2 separate regions of the Mus musculus genome follow, and region 1 is linked to region 2. A link is a loop called in an ENCODE intact Hi-C map of the cell type or tissue named here. Cell type or tissue: heart. All regions are shown on one strand. Each heading gives the region's core, and the rest is flanking DNA. Links, peaks and the distances in the headings are about the cores only.

The links. A loop is a pair of places that touch in the nucleus more often than their neighbours do. Peaks named below come from ENCODE experiments on the same cell type or tissue, not always from the same donor. Only the 100,000 strongest peaks of a DNase experiment are listed, where the experiment ranks them.
Region 1: it touches region 2 in a loop (2.0-fold over the local background); 2 of 42 quality-filtered maps call a loop at or near these places.

What each region holds. Positions count from the first base shown.
Region 1 is chr17:86,609,601-86,614,977 of GRCm38, forward strand. All of the region lies in intron 11 of Prkce (protein kinase C, epsilon), which reads left to right. Among named protein-coding and RNA genes, the nearest start is that of Gm52297, 57 kb to the right of the region's middle. In heart, for the core only: no CTCF peak of the experiment used is centred there; DNase peaks (open chromatin) are centred at 2,372 and 4,860.
Region 2 is chr17:86,804,748-86,810,124 of GRCm38, forward strand. It overlaps Epas1 (endothelial PAS domain protein 1), which reads left to right. Exons shown (of 16, transcript NM_010137.3): 3 at 446-597; 4 at 1,010-1,094; 5 at 4,611-4,729; 6 at 4,837-5,042. Among named protein-coding and RNA genes, the nearest start is that of Epas1, 54 kb to the left of the region's middle. In heart, for the core only: no CTCF peak of the experiment used is centred there; no DNase peak of the experiment used is centred there; H3K27me3 peaks cover 150 bases.

The DNA of each region.
Region 1 (5,377 bases), core at 126-5,125, 200 kb before region 2:
CCCCACAGTACCTAGTCCCCTGGGTTCTTAGGATACGATTGAAGAATACAAGCCAAACACAGCTTTAATATGCACTAACAAAGATTTGCTCCTAAGAGGAGATGGTAGCATTTAGTGCACAACAGTTAGGTTTGAGGGTTCAAGCCTTGTGGCTTCCAGCTGCCTGCGTATGCTAACATTGTAGACTAGAGGATGCAGCTGGTCTAGCTGTCCCATCTTACCTCATGTTTAGTCAGAGAAACACAGGGAAACAACTTGTTTGACATCTCTGTCCTCAGATCTAGTCTGTACTTGACCCCAAGTAACTGTTTTAATAAGTACAGGGTGACGTGCACTTGATTGGTAACATGGAAAAGGGTGGGATATTAGCTATGAATGTTGTGATGGGCCTTGGAGCCTCTTCTCATGCTGGGGGATGCAAATACTCACTTGCTATCAACAGGGGTCAGGAAATTACCCAGCAAAAGCTAAGCATGCACTTTCCTTGCTGTGAACTTTTTAAAAAGTTGTACTTTGGGTTTTGTGCATATATGTGTGAGTAGCTGCATATAAATGCAAATCTCCAAGAAGGTTAGAAGATGGAGTCAGGCCCTTTGGAACTGAAGTTACAGGCAGGTGGGAACCACTTGCTGTAGATACTGAGAAACCAACTTGGGTCCCCTCCAAAAGAAGTATAGGCTCTCAGCCACTGAACCATCTATTCATAAGCCTTGCTATGCGTTTGTAAGAAGCAACTGGCTAGCCAGGCAATCAGATACGTTATTCTCAGTGATTCCAAGTCTTGATTCCCAGGTACACCCCTAGGTTATTTGTCTTGGCTGTACACCAGCACGCTGCTTGACACCTTAAGTTCTTAGCTGCTGGGATAGTAGCTGAAGGTCTGCTTTCTCTAGATAAGTCTGTGTACTGAAAATACCTGTGTCTGGATTATCAGTCCCATCTTCTAAATGTGTTTCCATGAGTCAGAAGCGACCACCCAGTGGTAGTGGCAAGGTTCTGTCCCTCAAAAGGGCAAAGTGTGGACACACTGACTTCTTGGGCAACATAGCAACGTGGCTAAGCACATGGAAGTGTTTTCTGCCACCAGTGTGTTAGGGATCAGTTAAACAAGAAATCTCCCCAGACCCCTTTTTTTCTCTCTCAACTAGAAAAATGCAGATAATAGTCCTCCCCGGAGGGTGTGGTCCTCCCTGAGGGTGTGGTAGTACACACATCTAGTCCCAGCCAGCTGCAAAGACTAAGGTGGGAGGAACTCGGGAGTCTGAGATCAGCCTGGGCAATAGACCAAAATAATAACTACAAAAGCAATAACCTTCAAGTCGCAAGGTGGGGATAAGTTTAAAAAAAATAGATTTTATAAGACTTAACAGTGAGCATGACATAAAAGCATTTGGAGAAATCTCTTTAAAGGCAGTTATGGCTGGGTGGACAGTGGCAATGCCAGCCTTTGTGGATCTCAGAGTTCAAGGCCAGCTCGGTGTACAGAGCGAGTTTCAGGACAGCCAGGGATATACAAGAAACCCTGTCTTAAGGAAACAAAATATAAATAGATAGATAAATAGACAGGCAGGCAGGCAGGCAGGCAGGTAGGCAGACAAACAGATAGACAGACAGACAGATGGCAGTTACTGGGGCTGGGAAATAGCTTACAGAAGACCCAGATCTGATTCCCAGCCCCCACGTGGTAGCTAACTGCCATCTGTAACTCCGGTCCCACAAGATCCAAAGCTGCTACTGGGCTCTGTGGGCACCAGGTACACATTCAGTGTCCATACCTACATGTAGGCAAAACACTCCAACACATAAAATATAAATCTTATTTTTAAGAGACAGTGATAGCTAGAGAGATGGCTGAGTTGGTGAAGGGAGTTTGATACCCCCATAATCCATGTAAAGCAATGGGTATGTGGTGCTGCAAACCTGTAACCCTATAAACCTGCTAAGGCAGGAGGATCCCGGAGGCTTGCTGACTTCTAAATTCAGTGAGAGACCCTGTCTGTCTCAAAAATACCAGGTAGAGAGTGACTGAAGACCTCCCAATGCTGACCTCTAACCTTTGCAGTCAGGGACACTCATGTGTACACACACTGTCCCCTGGCACTCGTGTGCACACGCCTGCCCATGCCCTCCACAGGGCAGTTCTTTAGATTTTAAATGATTGGATTTGTCTGAGAAAAGGTAGATTTTTTTTCCCTCCCATTAACACAGAATGAATCGTTAAATCATTCCACTCGGGCTTCATACTTCAGTATGCTTTTGTTTATGATGATAACAGCTACCCCTCACTTGCCTCCCTGCGTGGCCTCATGTGGCCTTTGAGTGACTGAACATTCCTGAAAGAGAGGCTGGGTTCTTGCCACAGAGGATGCCGGGCAGATGATACCAGCCTGTCATTAGTGTTTGTTACAATAGCCCAGGGCGTTTAACCAGAGGCCAGTTTGACTCTACTGAGAAAGACTGCCTTTCTCCTGAAACATTGTTATTATTATTGTGAAACATGGAGGTGTCTGAAAGCATGTGCAAGGAGCTCTTGTATTCCTCTCTGATTAACCAATCAGCCCCCAATAAGCAGCCTCCATACCACCTGCCCCAAGAGCCTGTTCTCTGATGATCCAAATTCTGGCATCCCTGAAGTCAGTTTTCTGATCTCTTCTCTCGAGTAACTGCAAGAATTTCCTGTCATTTATATGGCGTGAAAGCCGTAGCTCTGTGGAACAGGCATTCCAGGAGAGTGGAGCGTTCAAACGAAGCTCCTGGTTTAAAAACACGGGGACATTCAGCTCTTCTCTTTCAGGGTTTCAAGACAAGCACAAACATTGCCCCATTTTTTCTTCTTATCTATTAAGTCTCAGGTACTAGCCATGTTCTAAGTACCATGTGGTTTATAGAAGGAATATGGTCTGGCTTTTACTCTTAGGGGAAGCTGCCACCAGATTAGAACTGTGTCCCAAATGGAAAATGTGACAACCTCGGGGCATTGTGAAGAGGAACTCGGGCTCCACTGAGTAGCCGCACTTCTGAGCCTGGCTCATTCCTCAGCTTTGACCTAACACCCATCCCCTCCAAGAGCCCCGAGAGATCCCTGTGTGGCACCATGTGGTGGACTCTCATAAAGATGATCATAGTCTGAGATATTTGCTCTTGTCAGTCCCAGCTCTTAAACCCACAGCACTCGTGCCCAGGACCACCCCACCGCACTTTTACCCTCTTTCCAGCAGAGGCAGAGACGGAAAGACCCTGGAGCTTGATGGGATTTTTTTCCCCACTGGGTTAGATGAGAAACACCCCCCCTCACCTTGGTGACTTATGCAAAATTGGGTGTAATGAATACTTTCTTTGAAAAATAAGAATCGCTATGCAATCACAGCTACTTACCTTCCCTTAGCTGGGATGCATATTTTTCAATTTCGGTTATTTAAAGACGCCTGAGAAAGAGCTTTCTCAGACCACCCTCCAGTCTCAGCAACAAACACCAATTAACACATAAGGTAATGAATCCACAAAGATCCTTTGGGCTGTTCGCCCACCCAGCTAGGAAGCAGCAGTGTTAGGAGTCACACCCAGAAAGTCTCAGTTCATACTTAATAATCAGTAACAGAAGTCAGGGCCCACTCAGCATCTTGCCTCAGAGTATGGCGAACTGATAACTTCTGTTCATAAACTACCATACAGGTGTTGGATACTCATATAACCACTGGGGCTAGAAGGGGCAAATCACAAAAGTCTAACTTCAAATCATCCTGGATGTTACTAGTACTCTCTACAGTTAGTTTTTGTCACATGAAAAGCATTTCCCTGTAGCTGTCACTCACAGGCAGAGAACATAGCGGCCTGCCAATGATCCTAGGTCCCACCCCTAGCACCACAAAAGAGAAGGAATCACAAAATGTAAAACCAGCGCGTGAAGCTGGAGAGAGCGCCCAGGGAGACAGAGCTCTCGCAGAGGACCTGAGTTCAGCGACTCACTACTCATGCCAAGTGGCTAACAACCAACGGTGACTCCAACTCTAGAGGAGTCAATGCCCTGTTTGGCTCTGAAGACACTACACTCACAGGGAGAAACCTACACAGCTTTGCACACACACACACACACACACACACACACACACACACACACATTTCCCTCCTACCACTTCTCTGGGTTTTCTCTAGACAGGGTTTCTCTGTGTAACCCTCACTGTCCTGGAACTCATTCTGTAGACCAGGCTAGCCTTGAACTCAGAGGTTTGCCTGGCTTTGTTTACCAAGTACCAAGTGCTAGAATTAAAAGCGTGCCTCCTTAAAGGCCAGCTATTGCCTGGCTAACAGAATCAAACATCTTTAAAAACACCATACGATTTCTGTATTTTTTTGAGACAGGGTCTCACTACGAAGCCCTGATTGGCATGGAATTCACTATGTAGACCGGGCTAGCCACAAACTCATAGATATCTGCCTGCCTCTGGCTCCCAAGTGCCAGGATCAAGGTGTGTGCCACCATACCTGGCTGAGGAGTCCTTTTGTTAAAGCTACATATAATATGACCTTCTCTCCTCTCATCAAGACTGATACTAAGAGATCCATACGATAACTTTCAGTATTGTACCAGTCTCTGGCTCCCTCACAGCAAGCTTATTTTGGGGGCCTCTCCCTACTCTCCCACCTCACTAAAGAAACAAACATATTTATTTTAGAAGTCAGGCTCCTCCCCCTCACCCCAAACTAACTGCTAGATTTTATTTTGTTTTTCTCATCAGATGGGTTTTTAAGTACAGGGTTTGGGAATTTCCTTTCTTGACATCCTTTGTTTTTTCTGGAAGAGGTCTGCACTCCTGCCCCAGGGGAGCCTTGGATATGCCATCCTGCCTCTAAAGAAGTCTGTCCCTGTCAGTGGCTCTGACCCCAGGCCCTGTGGCTCTCTCCTCACCACAGCCTGCTTTTCCCAGCCCAGTGGAATTTTCTCTGTGTCACACAGGAAATCCAGCTCATCTTTCGCGAAGTCTCCGTAAAGGTGATCAGTCACCATCCGTGAGGCCTCAGACGAGTTGCCCCCTCTGACCCTCACGTTCCCATCTGCTTTCAAGGTTTGATGGTGCCAGACATTACCTGCATTAGTACAGCCAGGATTCCTGTCTCCCGATAACGAAACAAATACTCCAGACCGATCTATATGTCCTGTTGTTTGCGTGAATGAGGGGCCAGCTCAGATCCATGACTGGATCATGATCAGTGTTACTTCCACTAGAATGATGGTTGTCAGCTCGAGGCCCTACAAGGGACATCTGGATGTCCACAGACATCTTTGACTATCCTAAGTCGAGAAAATTAGTAATAACATCTAACCCTAGGACCGGGGATGGAGCTAAACATTCGGGAGTTCCCAGGACAGCCAGCGTAG
Region 2 (5,377 bases), core at 256-5,255:
TGGGGCTTCCTAACATTCTAGACATCATAGCCTTTGGAAAAATGGCTTGACTCAGAAGTCTTGCACTATAAAATGAGACTGCAAATGGTACATGCCTTGTGCGTTATTGAAAAGCCAATGTAGAGTGTTTAATGCTGGGTCTGTCTGTGGTTGATGTTCCACTTACGTTAGCAGCTAAAATAACTGCTGCTGCTGCTGCGAGGTCTAGCATTCTATCTGTAGCCTCTACCCCCAGCCTTCCTATTGGTACAGCAAATTCTGCTACCACAGAAACCACGCTGTCCCACAGTCATTGTCAATGTGGCCTGGGTGTTCCACCAGGCATGTGGCAAATGTTAGATGGTTGGTAGTGTGCCTTTCCCTGTGCCCTGGAGCCATGCCTGTCCCCTCGGTCATGTCTGTTTTAACACTCGTGCCCCTGTTGTTCATTCCCCTCTCTCTCCAGTCTGCTCTGAAAATGAATCTGAAGCTGAGGCCGACCAGCAAATGGATAACTTGTACCTGAAAGCCTTGGAGGGTTTCATTGCTGTGGTGACCCAAGACGGTGACATGATCTTTCTGTCGGAAAACATCAGCAAGTTCATGGGACTTACTCAGGTGACACCCTCTGCCTCGTTCAGTAGGAAAAACATGTCTTTATTTGGGGATAGACACTAACGGGGGGTCCTAGGCATAGTCTTACTTGACTTTTCCTTATGCATTCCCATATGATGATGACAGTCCTTAGGACTTCCCAATGTCATGGGGCTTGACATTCCTTGTGGCTGCCCTGACAGGTCTCTTCTAGCTAGATTAACTTGGCAAAAGTATAAATCAAGCCCTTGTTGCCATCAACATTGCTCTGATACGTCTGTAAGTCCATAGACCCAATATTGACTGGAGACTATTGATAACCACTCAGTTCATCCCCCTGCCTGTCTCTGAATGCAGACATTATCCTAGCTTCCTCTTGGAGTCCGAATGACTTCATCACTAGGAGTAACAGCATCTGGCCTTGCTTTTGAAACAGGTAGAACTAACAGGACACAGCATCTTTGACTTCACTCATCCTTGCGACCATGAGGAGATCCGTGAGAACCTGACTCTCAAAAACGGTAAAGTGTTCTTCTTTGTTTGCATTCTTCTCATGACCCCCAAAGCCTGCACAAATAGCCCAAATGGATTATGTTCCATAGATACAGTTGGACTAGCTTCTGGGTGAGTATGCAGCTGTTGAGATGAGGCCCAGCACATAGAATAGCTCCTAATGGCCCATCCATGATGCCTGATGTCACACTACGAGGTCAGGGTGCCATCTCTAGGACATTTCATCATCACCTGAGATCAATCATCTCCGCCAAGCGACACCACCCAAACCAATAGCTTCATCTATGCCTGATTATTTATGGGAGCTACAGGTGCCTTTTGTCGTGTATCAAGCCACCCAACACACAGGCTTAAGCAATCTCCCACATTTCTGGGGATTCTGTGGGCAGGTCTCTAGCTCAATGTGACATCAGCTGGATTGCAGCCATCAGGGGCTAAACTAGGTTGAAGTGATTAAGATGGCTCACCTGGTGTGCTGCTGGGACAGTGACCACAGCTCTCAGTCTATGGAGCCTCCCGGTAGCCTTCTTCATATGAAGACTCCAGAGCAACCATCTTGTATGACAGCTCAGGCCATGCATCTTCCTTCTCCCCTGTAAAGTGCAGCTGCAGAAGCCTACAGACCATCCTAGGCCCTAGCCCTGAAATAGGCATGTCACCACTTCTAACCCTATTCGGCTGGCGAGGGAAAGGTTCAGGCTTGCCCTGTGTCTCAGGTCCGTGTCAAGAGGCATGGCCCTTAGGATTACCACTGAAGAGCAGCTATGACGGGAATGTGGAGATTTTCAGAAGAACTAAAACTTTGGTGCTGGAGAGCTGGCTCTGTGGTTAAGAATACTGGCTATTCTTCTGAGGACCTAAGTTGACCTCCCAGGTTCTTTGACTGGTGGTAGGTCACAACTCCAGCTTCAGGGAGATCCAGGGTCCTCCCCTAACCTCTGCAGGTATCTGCACAAATATGCCCATAAACACAAAGGTACAAACTTCAGCAAATCTTTCCAAACCACACGAAAGGAGCCATCGCTGTAGGCAGCAGTGGCTTCCAATGACTGGTGAGATCCTCTTGAACTTGAGAATCTATCACCAGTCTGGACAGACTGCCCACATCAACATCTTGTAAATCTGTCACCTGTCACTACTATGGGGTGTGTGCTCATCCAACCTGAATAGCAAAGGCAGTGATGCCACGCCTGCGAGGCGTGTTCTCGTTGCCTTGTGTGCTGCAAAAGGGGAGGCTTTGTTGGCTCACCTCTCCTGTTGGTACAGAGTACTGTAATCCACACTCAGACTTACAAAGCTTTGTAAAATTATAACCACCTCCCTTTCCAATGCTGCCCCAGCCTCTCATCTGCATTGCTGCTTCCTATCCAAAGACCTTGGTCAACTGGCTTCCAGAGTACATAGGCTGGGGACCACCATGAGTTTATTTGTCTTGCCTGTGGTGCCAAGAAACCCTAGGCTAAGCCACCCAACACATAGAATGATTGGTTCTTGATGGTGAAGGGGCTATTGATCACAGACCTGCGCCACCATACTTGGCTTTCAGAAGCACTTCCTAAATCGGTGTCTCTCGTTGCTTCTCTTCTAGAGAACACTGCTCCCTGGGTTCTTTGTCTCAACTCAACTGCTGACCAAAACCTTTGTTTGAGCATCTGTGAGCTGAACTAAGAATCTCACTCCTGTGCTGTTCAAAGTCTTTCTTTTCAAATCGATGGCAAAAGATGAGGCCAAATCTAGGATCTTTTTGCTTTTAGGTTTCTCTGACTCATAGCTGAGTGTCCTCCACTTATCTGAGGAAAACTCAGGTCTTTAGATTCATGAATGGGGATTTGAGATCAAGCAGACTCAGCCAATCAGCAAGTCCTTGCTGAAGGTTTCAGGCTGCATAGACTCATGGTCTAAAAGCAAGGGGTCCGTGTGGATTCCTGGAAGAAGAAAAGGTTGGGAGACGGGCTGTGGAATGCTTTGATGGTGAGTGGAAAGCCTCAAACTGGGTCCTGCAAACAGTCAAAGGCTGTTGAAGATGTTTAAGCTGAGGTGATACTATCAGATGTCAGAATGGGGAGACTCCAGTGATTAGCAAGTTAGGAGCCCACAATTACAACCCAGACTATTAATCACAAATGAATATTGAGCTCCCTCATTCCTAAATCCTGGGGGGGGCTCTCTCAGTACAGTTATAACTCATCATATACAAACTCCACCTAATAACTAAAATTATAAGAAGCCTAATTATGGGAGAGACAGTTTATAAGAACAACATTCAAGCTGTCACTTAATGGGTTCTGCAGAAGATGTTTAAATCCAGTTCAAGGATGCCAGTTCTTTTGATACACAGCTGTTTTAGACTGTGTCGGTCAAATCAATGTTCCTTAGAGGTGTGGGTGCAGAGGTTGGCAGCTTCTCTTAGAGCAGTGTGACTACTTGTTGGAAAGTTCTGAATTGCTCTGTGATGCTGGGCCTGTGGAGGCCAAGGATGAAGATGGCGGTGTAGCCACAGTTTAGACACCGTTGGACTCATGTTTTCTGTTCTGCATAACAAGAAGCAGAAAACCTGGACAGGCTTTGGAGATTTGTACTAAAGGAAAGAAGCCGTATGTTCCTTGTCTCGGTGATTTATTTAATCCTAAATGAAAGGTCATCTAATTGATCTTTATCAAGAACATCGTTAAGATAGACTTGTCTACCCAGTTCCAGTTAAAAACAAGGGGTGTGTGTGTGTGTGTGTGTGTGTGTGTGTGTGTGAGTGTGTATGTGTGAGTGTGTGAGTGTGTGTGTGTGTTCATTCCCCTCCCCTCCCCTCCTTGACATGTGTCACCTTAGGAGGAAACTGATGAATGGTACATTATCCAAAGCATAGTCATTCGAGGATTCAGGTAGGATATTGGTTGCTCACATTCCTGAGAGACAGGCTAGCGAGAGCAGAGAGGAGTGTCCAAGGATAATTCTAACTAGACAGACTTATGTCCTTGGAGCAACCATGGTCACTCTCAGGTTTCCTGCTAGAGACCCAAGGCCTGACTGGGGAGAGACATCTAAAACTGTGGTGTAGCCTCACAGCTCTCAGGTGACAAACAGGTACAGTGTGTAGCAAACATGGCACAGCTCCTGCCTTCCAGGCCTTCCTGCTCCTGGGAATGCAGTCACACAGGAGCTTCTACTCAGCCATCCTCCAAGAAATCTAACTTCTGCAGGGGAGCAGCTTTCTCCCAGGAGTCCCTCCACTGTGAGTCTCCACCAACCTGGTGTTAGCTCATAGTCCCTGGGTGGGACTGGCCATCACTAGAAGTTTTGTAAAAAACCTTCCTTGACATATTTCTGTCCTCTAGTTCTGACCACAATTGAGCCAGGACTCAAGGCACAGCAACAAAGGGACACCATTAGTATTTAAGCCATGAGGGCCTCTCTGCCCATGGCAGGCTACACGCACTCTACTACAAACCACAGGAGACACAAATACAAGTTGCCCAGAAACATTGTAATTTGGATTAATTTAACTGGCTCCCACGCCCTTCCCCACTCAGGCTCTGGTTTTGGGAAGAAGAGCAAAGACGTGTCCACCGAGCGTGACTTCTTCATGAGGATGAAGTGCACGGTCACCAACAGAGGCCGGACTGTCAACCTCAAGTCGGCCACCTGGAAGGTAGGATTCGTGGAGTCTCAAGAAAGAGCCAGGAGCAGGAGGTGCCTGAGGCCTCTCCCTCTTCTCGGCCGTCTCGGCCTTGTCTTACTTCTGTGCTTTGACCCCAGGTCCTGCACTGCACCGGGCAAGTGAGAGTCTACAACAACTGCCCCCCTCACAGTAGCCTCTGTGGCTCCAAGGAGCCCCTGCTGTCCTGCCTTATCATCATGTGTGAGCCAATCCAGCACCCATCCCACATGGACATCCCCCTGGACAGCAAGACTTTCCTGAGCCGCCACAGCATGGACATGAAGTTCACCTACTGTGACGACAGGTGGGGTGTTGGGACAGGGTGGGTCTTACCAGTGTGCATCTGTGAGAGTGTGACAGCGCAGGGACGGGACTAGGACATGGTGTGGGACTGCTGGCTGCAAGTTTGTAGAAGGTAGCCTCCTTCCATGTGAAGACTTTAAAATGAAGAGAGCTAGGTTAGACTCTAACCCTCAGTTCCAAAGCAACTGGACGTTCTCTTGGGAGTGGGGGGCACAGAAACAATAAAGACTGTGGACTTGGACTAGAGAACCTAGCAGAGTCATCTGTGGTCAGTGTAGGCTGCTGTTCTTACCTTCATTAAAGGGGAGACCACAGAGGGTGCACAGGAAGGCATGC